3 separate regions of the Homo sapiens genome follow, and regions 2 and 3 are each linked to region 1. Evidence: chromatin loops called from intact Hi-C (ENCODE). Cell type or tissue: CD4-positive, alpha-beta T cell. All regions are shown on one strand.

What was found. A loop is a pair of places that touch in the nucleus more often than their neighbours do. Peaks named below come from ENCODE experiments on the same cell type or tissue, not always from the same donor. Only the 100,000 strongest peaks of a DNase experiment are listed, where the experiment ranks them.
Region 2: a loop joins it to region 1, with 6 times the contacts of the local background. A loop is called at or near these places in 7 of 110 quality-filtered maps.
Region 3: it touches region 1 in a loop (2.8-fold over the local background); 2 of 110 quality-filtered maps call a loop at or near these places.

The regions. Positions count from the first base shown.
Region 1 is chr2:119,365,414-119,367,913 of GRCh38, forward strand. It overlaps C2orf76 (chromosome 2 open reading frame 76), which reads right to left and starts at 1,421. Exons shown (of 6, transcript NM_001322331.2): 1 at 1,377-1,421. DBI (diazepam binding inhibitor, acyl-CoA binding protein) reads left to right here and starts at 1,564. Exons shown (of 4, transcript NM_001079862.4): 1 at 1,564-1,647. The coding sequence starts at 1,639. RefSeq lists enhancers at 995-1,254, 1,625-1,954, 2,485-2,500 and a silencer at 1,375-1,524. In CD4-positive, alpha-beta T cell, no CTCF peak of the experiment used is centred here; DNase peaks (open chromatin) are centred at 1,458 and 2,218; H3K4me3 peaks cover 2,309 bases; H3K27ac peaks cover 1,040 bases.
Region 2 is chr2:118,185,417-118,187,916 of GRCh38, forward strand. It overlaps THORLNC (testis associated oncogenic lncRNA), which reads right to left and starts at 970. Exons shown (of 3, transcript NR_144530.1): 1 at 815-970. RefSeq lists enhancers at 955-1,134, 1,275-1,324. In CD4-positive, alpha-beta T cell, no CTCF peak of the experiment used is centred here; DNase peaks (open chromatin) are centred at 565 and 985; H3K4me3 peaks cover 1,453 bases; H3K27ac peaks cover 1,257 bases.
Region 3 is chr2:118,220,790-118,223,289 of GRCh38, forward strand. All of the region lies in intron 1 of LOC105373578 (a long non-coding RNA gene), which reads right to left. Among named protein-coding and RNA genes, the nearest start is that of THORLNC, 36 kb to the left of the region's middle. RefSeq lists an enhancer at 1,244-1,538. In CD4-positive, alpha-beta T cell, CTCF peaks have their summits at 1,368 (motif pointing right) and 1,572; a DNase peak (open chromatin) is centred at 1,412; H3K27me3 peaks cover 1,091 bases.

The sequences.
Region 1 (2,500 bases):
GTTTTCCTTTCTCAAACAAAATTATGCTCAGACTGAAAACCCTAGATTTGTTCCCTATTGCATCTTCATTTCTTCCCAAACATTCCATAAAACGTGACCTACATTAAGTTAGCAAGTTAAGTCTGAAAGCGTCTACCTTCCCTGGGGAGGGGGAAGGTGTAGGCAGGGCAGAGATTTGTAGTCCAGCCCTCTTGCCACAAATTATGAATTAGAGAGGAATGACTTTGCTTTTTTAATGATCTCCAGAGAATTTTCCATCATTTCCCTCTCTTCACCCAGCTCCTTTGCAACCACTGCCAGAGAAGTCTTCCTTTAGCTTCTTAAACATCGATCCTAAAACACTTCCAGACACCTGTGCTGCTCCTTTCAGTTCCCATGGAGATTAGGCTGTGTAACAATCTCGCAAAGACGTTCCCCTCCGTCTCCTCATCCTCTTTTCAAACCCTTTTACGATTTCCCATCTCACTCAGCATGACAGTCAAAGTCCCTGTGATGGCCAACTTCTGCATCACCTAGCCAGTCTGCCACCGCCAAAACTCTCCAGCCTCATCTTTCTACTCTTCCCCTGGTTCCTTGCCCACGCCTTTACACTTGTTCTCTGCTTGGAATCTTCCCTCCCCTCCTTGAGGAACTTTCTCAAATGTCACCTTCCCTCAATACTCCCCCTCCTCCATTTAAAACTATAAACTTCCAACTCTCTAAGCCCCTAAAGTACTCTATATTTAACTTATTGTATAAACTACTGTCCCTACTTGTAAGTTCCAAGATTGCAGGGATTCACCCGCTTTGTTCACTGCTGTCTGCCAAGGTCTAGAACAGTGCAAGTTACCCAACAGGAGTTCAATAAACAGCCATTCATTTAACAAATATTTGCTGAGCACTTCGTCCCGTCCAAGTTTGTTAAATCAAGACAAATAAGACACCGTCCCTGCCTTTAACGCACCAGATGGAGAAATGCACCACAGACATAAATGTGCAATACAGGCCTGACACTACGGCCACAAGCAAGTCAAAGAACGTGCCAAAAGTTCAGAGGAAGAAGCCTCGGCTTCGCCTTTCGGGAGACCAGTCCAGCTTTCCACCATCACGCTGCTCATCAGGGACCATCTCCGGGGGTCTCCTCTAGACCCCAAGGGAGGAGCGGGTCCCGCCCGCCATTCCCAGGTCTCAGAGTTTACTTGTCCAGAGATGCAACTTCCGGCCTCTTCAGGCCGGGCAAGATTTAAGGAAAGAAAAGAAACATAAGGACCTCCGTTCTTCGGTCTCCGTCCCCTCCCCTTCCCCCGCGTGCCGTCCCCACAACGGGCCAGGACTGAACCCAACTCTCGACCAACTCCCGGCAGCAAAACTAAGCACCCTACTTCCGTTGTCCCCACCTGTTCCCGGCGTCCCCTTCGGCTACTCCCGGCGTTTGCGCAAGCGGTCCCACGTGGGCTCGGGCGGGGCTAGCGCCGCGGCGGGGGCTGGGCACGCCCCTAGCGCATAGCTGGCTTCTGATTGGCTTTCCGGTGCTCGCCCGAGCAGGGTTGGGGCGAGTGGACCGCGCCTCTAAAGGCGCTTGCCAGTGCAATCTGGGCGATCGCTTCCTGGTCCTCGCCTCCTCCGCTGTCTCCCTGGAGTTCTTGCAAGTCGGCCAGGATGTCTCAGGTACAGCGCGTGCACAGCCAGGCTGCGAAGGTGCAGCGGGCGGGAGGCCCGTTGGGGGCTCAGCCGGCTGCCAGAAGCTCTCGGGCTCTTTCCTTCCGTGCCCCTCACTTGCTCATGGGCCCATGCCTAGCCCTGATTCGTTGGACAGAGCCTTGTGAGCGGGATTTTCCGTTTGGGGATTTCTAAATCTGCTGCCCACCCCGCAACTGCCGGAAAGTTGCCCATGGGGTGGACTTCGCTGTGTAGCGGGAGAGGGGTGGGAGTCGAGGGTGCTTGATGGAGAGATGGGGGAAGGGGTTGCACGGATTGGAGGAGCGAGGAGACTCAGTCCCCATCCCGAAGCACAGGGCAGGACGTCGCGGCGGAGTGGGGAAGCGAGGAGTCCGTGGCCGAGAGCTTGGAGGTCAGGGGAAGTACGGGGCCGGCTGCTCAGAGTGCGGGACGAGGAGAATCGCGGCCCGGGGAGAGGTGACCCAGGGGCCCCTCCCTTCTCTCCAGTGTAGACCCTTGTCTGAGACCGAGCTATGTGGGGCGACCTCTGGCTCCTCCCGCCTGCCTCTGCCAATCCGGGCACTGGGACAGAGGTCGGTGTTGAACGCGCGGGCCCCAGGGGGAGGGAGGGGACCAACGGGCTCCGGCGCTGACACCGCGGCACTCATGCCCTGTCCCCTTTCAGCTGTTTCCAGCATACTGTGCCCCGTCTGTCCTCAGGCCAGGGCTTCGCTGCAGCCCCGGCCACTCCCTAGTGCCTGGCCCGGTGGTGGCCAGGCAGTTGGCCGCGCTGCTTCTCCCGCAGAGGGGACCCCCACTGGGGGCGAAGGCTTGGCCTGCCCTCTTCACTGCTGTATTTCCA
Region 2 (2,500 bases), 1.2 Mb before region 1:
TTGTTGTTATCCGGGAGAGAGACCTTTCCAATCAACCTGTGTTGTGGGGGTTGCAAAAACTCCCTCCGAGAAAGCGATTGGAGAGAGGCTTTATGGCTTTTTTACATAGATGGGGGTGAGCGGGGAGGTTGAGAGAGGGCACGGCGGGGGAGGGGGGAGGAGGGGGCGGGGGGAGAGGTGGGGCAGGAGCCCGGGTTTATGGCAGCCGGAGTGTGCTAATTAAAATGCCATCTTCTCAAACAGGTATTGGTGGCTTCTTGCTTTTCCATTTATGGATAACTGCAATATGGCCTTGCCGTTTGGTTTAAAAAAGGGAGAGGGGGAGGTGACTCACAGCGGGCAGTGGCAGTGGGAGCTGCAGTGCTGAGGATCTGGGTGGGGTATAAGGAGCGATTGTAAGGCAGAAACACCAAGGAGTTATATCCCTGATGTATTGGCAGGAAGGGCTAGAGAAAGAAACAAAAACAAAGACTTCCTTGGCCCTGCGCCTGTCCAGGCTCTGCTAAGAGCCACGTTCCCTGCATACAGACGTCGGCGGGCCTTTCTGGGTGACAGTGCTGAGCCGCGGCTGCAGTGTCACCAAGCGGCACCTCGGCCCCGGCCCCGCCCGCGCCAGCTGGGACAGTCTGGAGACCTTCTTTTCATGCCGTCAAGTCTCATTTTGCCAAGGATTTATTTTTCTTCGGGGAGAGAGGGAGAGCGGGGGCAAAGGATGTTCTCTTAAAGTATCCAGCGATCAGAGCCGCTGAAGCCTCCAACCAGAAACTCAAACTTCCCTGGATTGACTTTTCCCCCTTTGTTCACATCATCTCACAAATATTTGGCTTTCCCCGGCCACGTCTGTTCTATTTCTGCTCCGGAGAGATGGCTTTGTTTTTGCTTTCGTGCGGTTCTGCGAGGCGCTCCACGATCCCGCCCCCTGGCATGGCAGCACCTACCGGCGGCGCGAACTCGGCTGCTGTGGGCTGCTGCGCGCTCTCGCCTTTGTCAGTTTCATCAGCCGGCGTTTCAGCTGCGCGCGCGCATGCGCCTGCCCACCCCTCCGCCAGTTCCGGGCTTGCGTCCCCGCCAGGCTCCCGCGCCCGTGGTTCTCAAGTTTCCCGCCCTTCTAGCCCGCGCTACACCCTTCCCAGCTCGCCACTTTATTTTCTCGTTGTTGGCGCAGCCCGTTCTTCCGGCCTAAACCAAATCTCATTTTCGTTCCTCGCCTCCTCCCTCCTTCTCGTGACTGGATTTTGGCAGAGTATCTCTGTGGGGCTACCCCAGATCCCTCAGCCTTGGATCCTTCCATGGGCCATGCTCCTGGAGTGTCACTGGCCAGCGAGACTTGCTTTGGTCTGTTTTCCCCATCTTTTATCTGAAGACTTCTACCCCCACAGCCGCAGCACGCAGTCCGGCGCCGCTTGGGAAGCTTTGGACGGGATGCTCCCTCCTTCTGCTTCCCTAGTAGGGGTGAGGGCCGCATATTTGAGTTCCCAGGCCACTTTTCTCTCCCCTATAGCTTTAAAATGCTTCCTTGAAAGTGTCCGTTTACTTGTCTTGAATTAAATTGGTTTATTTATTTAATCAACACATATTTATTGAGAATCTACTATATTTAAGTATTAACCTGTTGTTAAATGTTGGGGATATACTGGGAAGAAAAACAGACACCTCTCAGCCTCCCATGGCCTATAAGAGATTTTCTCTGGGTCGAGGACCATGCAGTATTTGTTTCTGTAACCTGGAACATATAGATGCTCAATAAGTTTCAAATGGACGAAGGAAAGAAACAAATTCTCTCCCTGCCCTGAGCCACCCCCCATTTTCTATGTGCTGTATCATAATGCCGAAACACAAGCTCACTGTGATAACGTTGGTAGATTTTTCTCAAATTCCTGTATTTTCATTTTCTCCCCCTCTCCTGCTGAAGGTCTTCAGAGCCACCAGGTGGCTTTGGTCCAGTTCTAGCACTCCATTTTATTAAGGCACAGATAGGACAGCGTCAAATATCAAGTGGTTAATTGGTGATGGAGCCCAGAACAGATTTGACCTTGGGCCTCCACAGTCCTAGTCCGTGGCTCCGTAAATGACACATAGACTTGCATGTCCTTGTCTCCTGTGCCTGTCACATGTCCCCCAGCCAGAATGTCAAGAAAATGTTAAAGCAGGCTGGTACCTAGTTTCCATTAAATTCTCTTCTAGGTTCTTCCTGGACTCTCTCTGGCACTGCTTAAGAGGGAGATTAACTTAATGGATATTAAGACATGATTTCCTTTCTTAGCTTCCCCTTAGCCCCTACCCTTGCCCTCAATTAACTGTATGCAGCACAGTAGGCTCAGCTCTATCTTAATTGGATTTTCTGACAATCACCAGTAACTTGGAGCTGAGTGCTGTGCCCATCACCTGGGTCAGTTTATTTCCATGATTAGATTTATTTAATCAACATAACCCCCATGTACCTGGGCTGAGAGGGACAGATAGCTGCCCAAATGTTCCCTGGACATTGTGCTAATGGCAG
Region 3 (2,500 bases), 1.1 Mb before region 1:
ATTGGTTGAATCCATGAATGTGGAATCCATGGATATGGAAGGCCGTCTGTATGTAAATTTGAGAATTGATGTCTTCACAACATTAAGTCTCTGCATTTAAGAAAACAGTCTTTTTCACCTTTATTTGAATCTTATCTTGGAATATTCATCAAGAAAGTTTGTAGGTTTCTCCATGTACTTTCTTCACAATCTTCTTAAGTTTGTAATAAAGACTTTTGAGTAAGGTGATGACAAAATAATTATTGATCTTTCTTGTTTGGGTTGTCTTAACATCATGCAAGTAACAAACAGCCTTGTGTAGGTAGATCCCTTTAACACAATTAGCTGGAAAGCCCCTGCTGATTCAGGTGTAGACAATTGCAACTAGCCCACGACAGCCAGCATGGCTGTTTCAGCTTCACAGACCTGGCACCTATCAGGGGCTCAGTTGGTTAACATAAGATTAATAATTCATCAAATGATTTCACTAATTTAACCCAATTGAGAATCATTCTCTCTCTGAGCTCAGTTTTGCAGGCAAAGCATTTGGGGCTCTATGTTACTAGAACATGGTCTTCATTTTTCCTCATATTCTGTAGTGCACACCATCAAGTTTATTGTCTCCTTGAATAAGAGACCTTCACATAAGATAGATGTAACACACACATATATGCATACTGCATTTTACTGGGTATATATTCCATTTTTTAAAATCTAGCTTGGCTTTGAGAAAGAAGTATCAACCTTTGCACCCTGTGGTCTTTATCACCAGGCAGGAAGGCCATGAAAAAACGTTCCTCATTTGAAGTCTGGGAAACCCTCCACACTCTAGTGCTGACCAGCACTTTTGAGAGAAACCGCAGATCCAGGGGCTAGTAATGTGTACTAACAAGCTTTGTATCCTGAAATCCATACTGCAGAGGGGATTGAAATCTACAGAAAGCCACATCTGTGTGTTCCTCGCAGTCCCCAGCAAGGAGCCTGAATACAGCATGTCATTATGATTAATTGTGGGTAATGAGGGTCTTATGAAACCAAGAAAGAGAAGCGTTTATTTCTCTGCTGCTACAGTTATAGCCTCCGATTTGTTTTCAAGCACTCTACAGAGGACAGCCAAAATAGAATAGGAAATGACTATTCTCCAGCCATCCTTTACTTCCCTGCCAGGCATTTCAGTAAATTAACAGGCAGGGACCGGTTGGGGATTTTGTGAGCCTTCTCAAGGATATGATAAAGAAAAGACTTCCCAGTTCAAAGAATCTGTATAAAACCAGGCTATAGGAGAGATCAGCTGTGAGTTCTGAGAAGCTAAGTGGTGCTCTGAGTTCAGCTACAAATCGGACAACAGACCACAGTGAATAAAAGAATTCTTTTATGGAAGCAGCGGGTGTTTTCGTCATTCTCTAACCTACCAGAAGGTGGTGCAAATTCACTGCTGATACAGTAAAGGAGGACGTGGCTTTCTTTTCCAGCCCTACCCTGTCCAAGTACAGTAAAACAGAGAGAGAGAGAGAGATTTAAAAATAAATTAGACAGGAATATTTAATCTTTTTAAAAACAAATAACTCCCCTTCAAGTTGTCTAACATCTGTCAACTTATTTCTTGCTGAGACTCAGTTGATGTGAGTCAAGCTAATAAAGAAACATGACACAAAGATTTGAAGAAGATAATTTTGAATATCTTAATGTAATAAAATTAAGATGGAGTATTTAATGGCTTAGGACAAACACTACATTAAGGAACTGGCCTATGTTCCTAGAGATTCTAACAAATAGCAAAGAAGTGGTTAATTGGACAAACATTTTATTCCATTAAAGCATCATTATAGTATTTTAATATTTGGACATAAAAAAATCTTTAGGATGAAGCACTATGAGTTTTGTGCAGCAGCACACGCATTTTTGAAATGAAAATTAACCTTTCTCCTAGGAAGATAATATAGGATGTAGAAGACCCAACAAGAGTGTTTAAAAACAAACAAAAACAAAACAAAAAACAAAACAGAAACCTTTCACTAACAACAACCAACATAACAAAACCCTCTTCATTTGGTGTGAGGGGAGTTGCTGGAAGCAAGCCCTGGCTTAGAGCAGCTCATCAGCTGTGTGTACTGGTGCCCACGTTTCCAATAGTCAAGAGTATTTTTAGAGATGGGACATCTACCTAGAAAGAAGAAAGTTTTAAAAAACAATTTGTTATTTCAGTAACATATCAACTGAGGGCACCATCAAAAATATTTTCCTAAATTCTCTTAATCTCCAAGACCACTCTATTATATCTAAACAGAGAAGGAGTATTTTTGAATAAAAAGAAAACAAAACAAACAAAAGCAAAACACCCCAAACCTTTTTATACAGAAAACAAAACAAAGCTCCAAATGAAGGCTTGAACATTTTCGAATTAGAATTTCTAAAGAAAACGCATCCAGAGAGTGACCTCAGAGTTCTGGGTAACTACTGATTTTTCAGCCCGAAATCGAGCATAGGTTTAGCAAACGTTACCAGGGAGAACAATGTATTT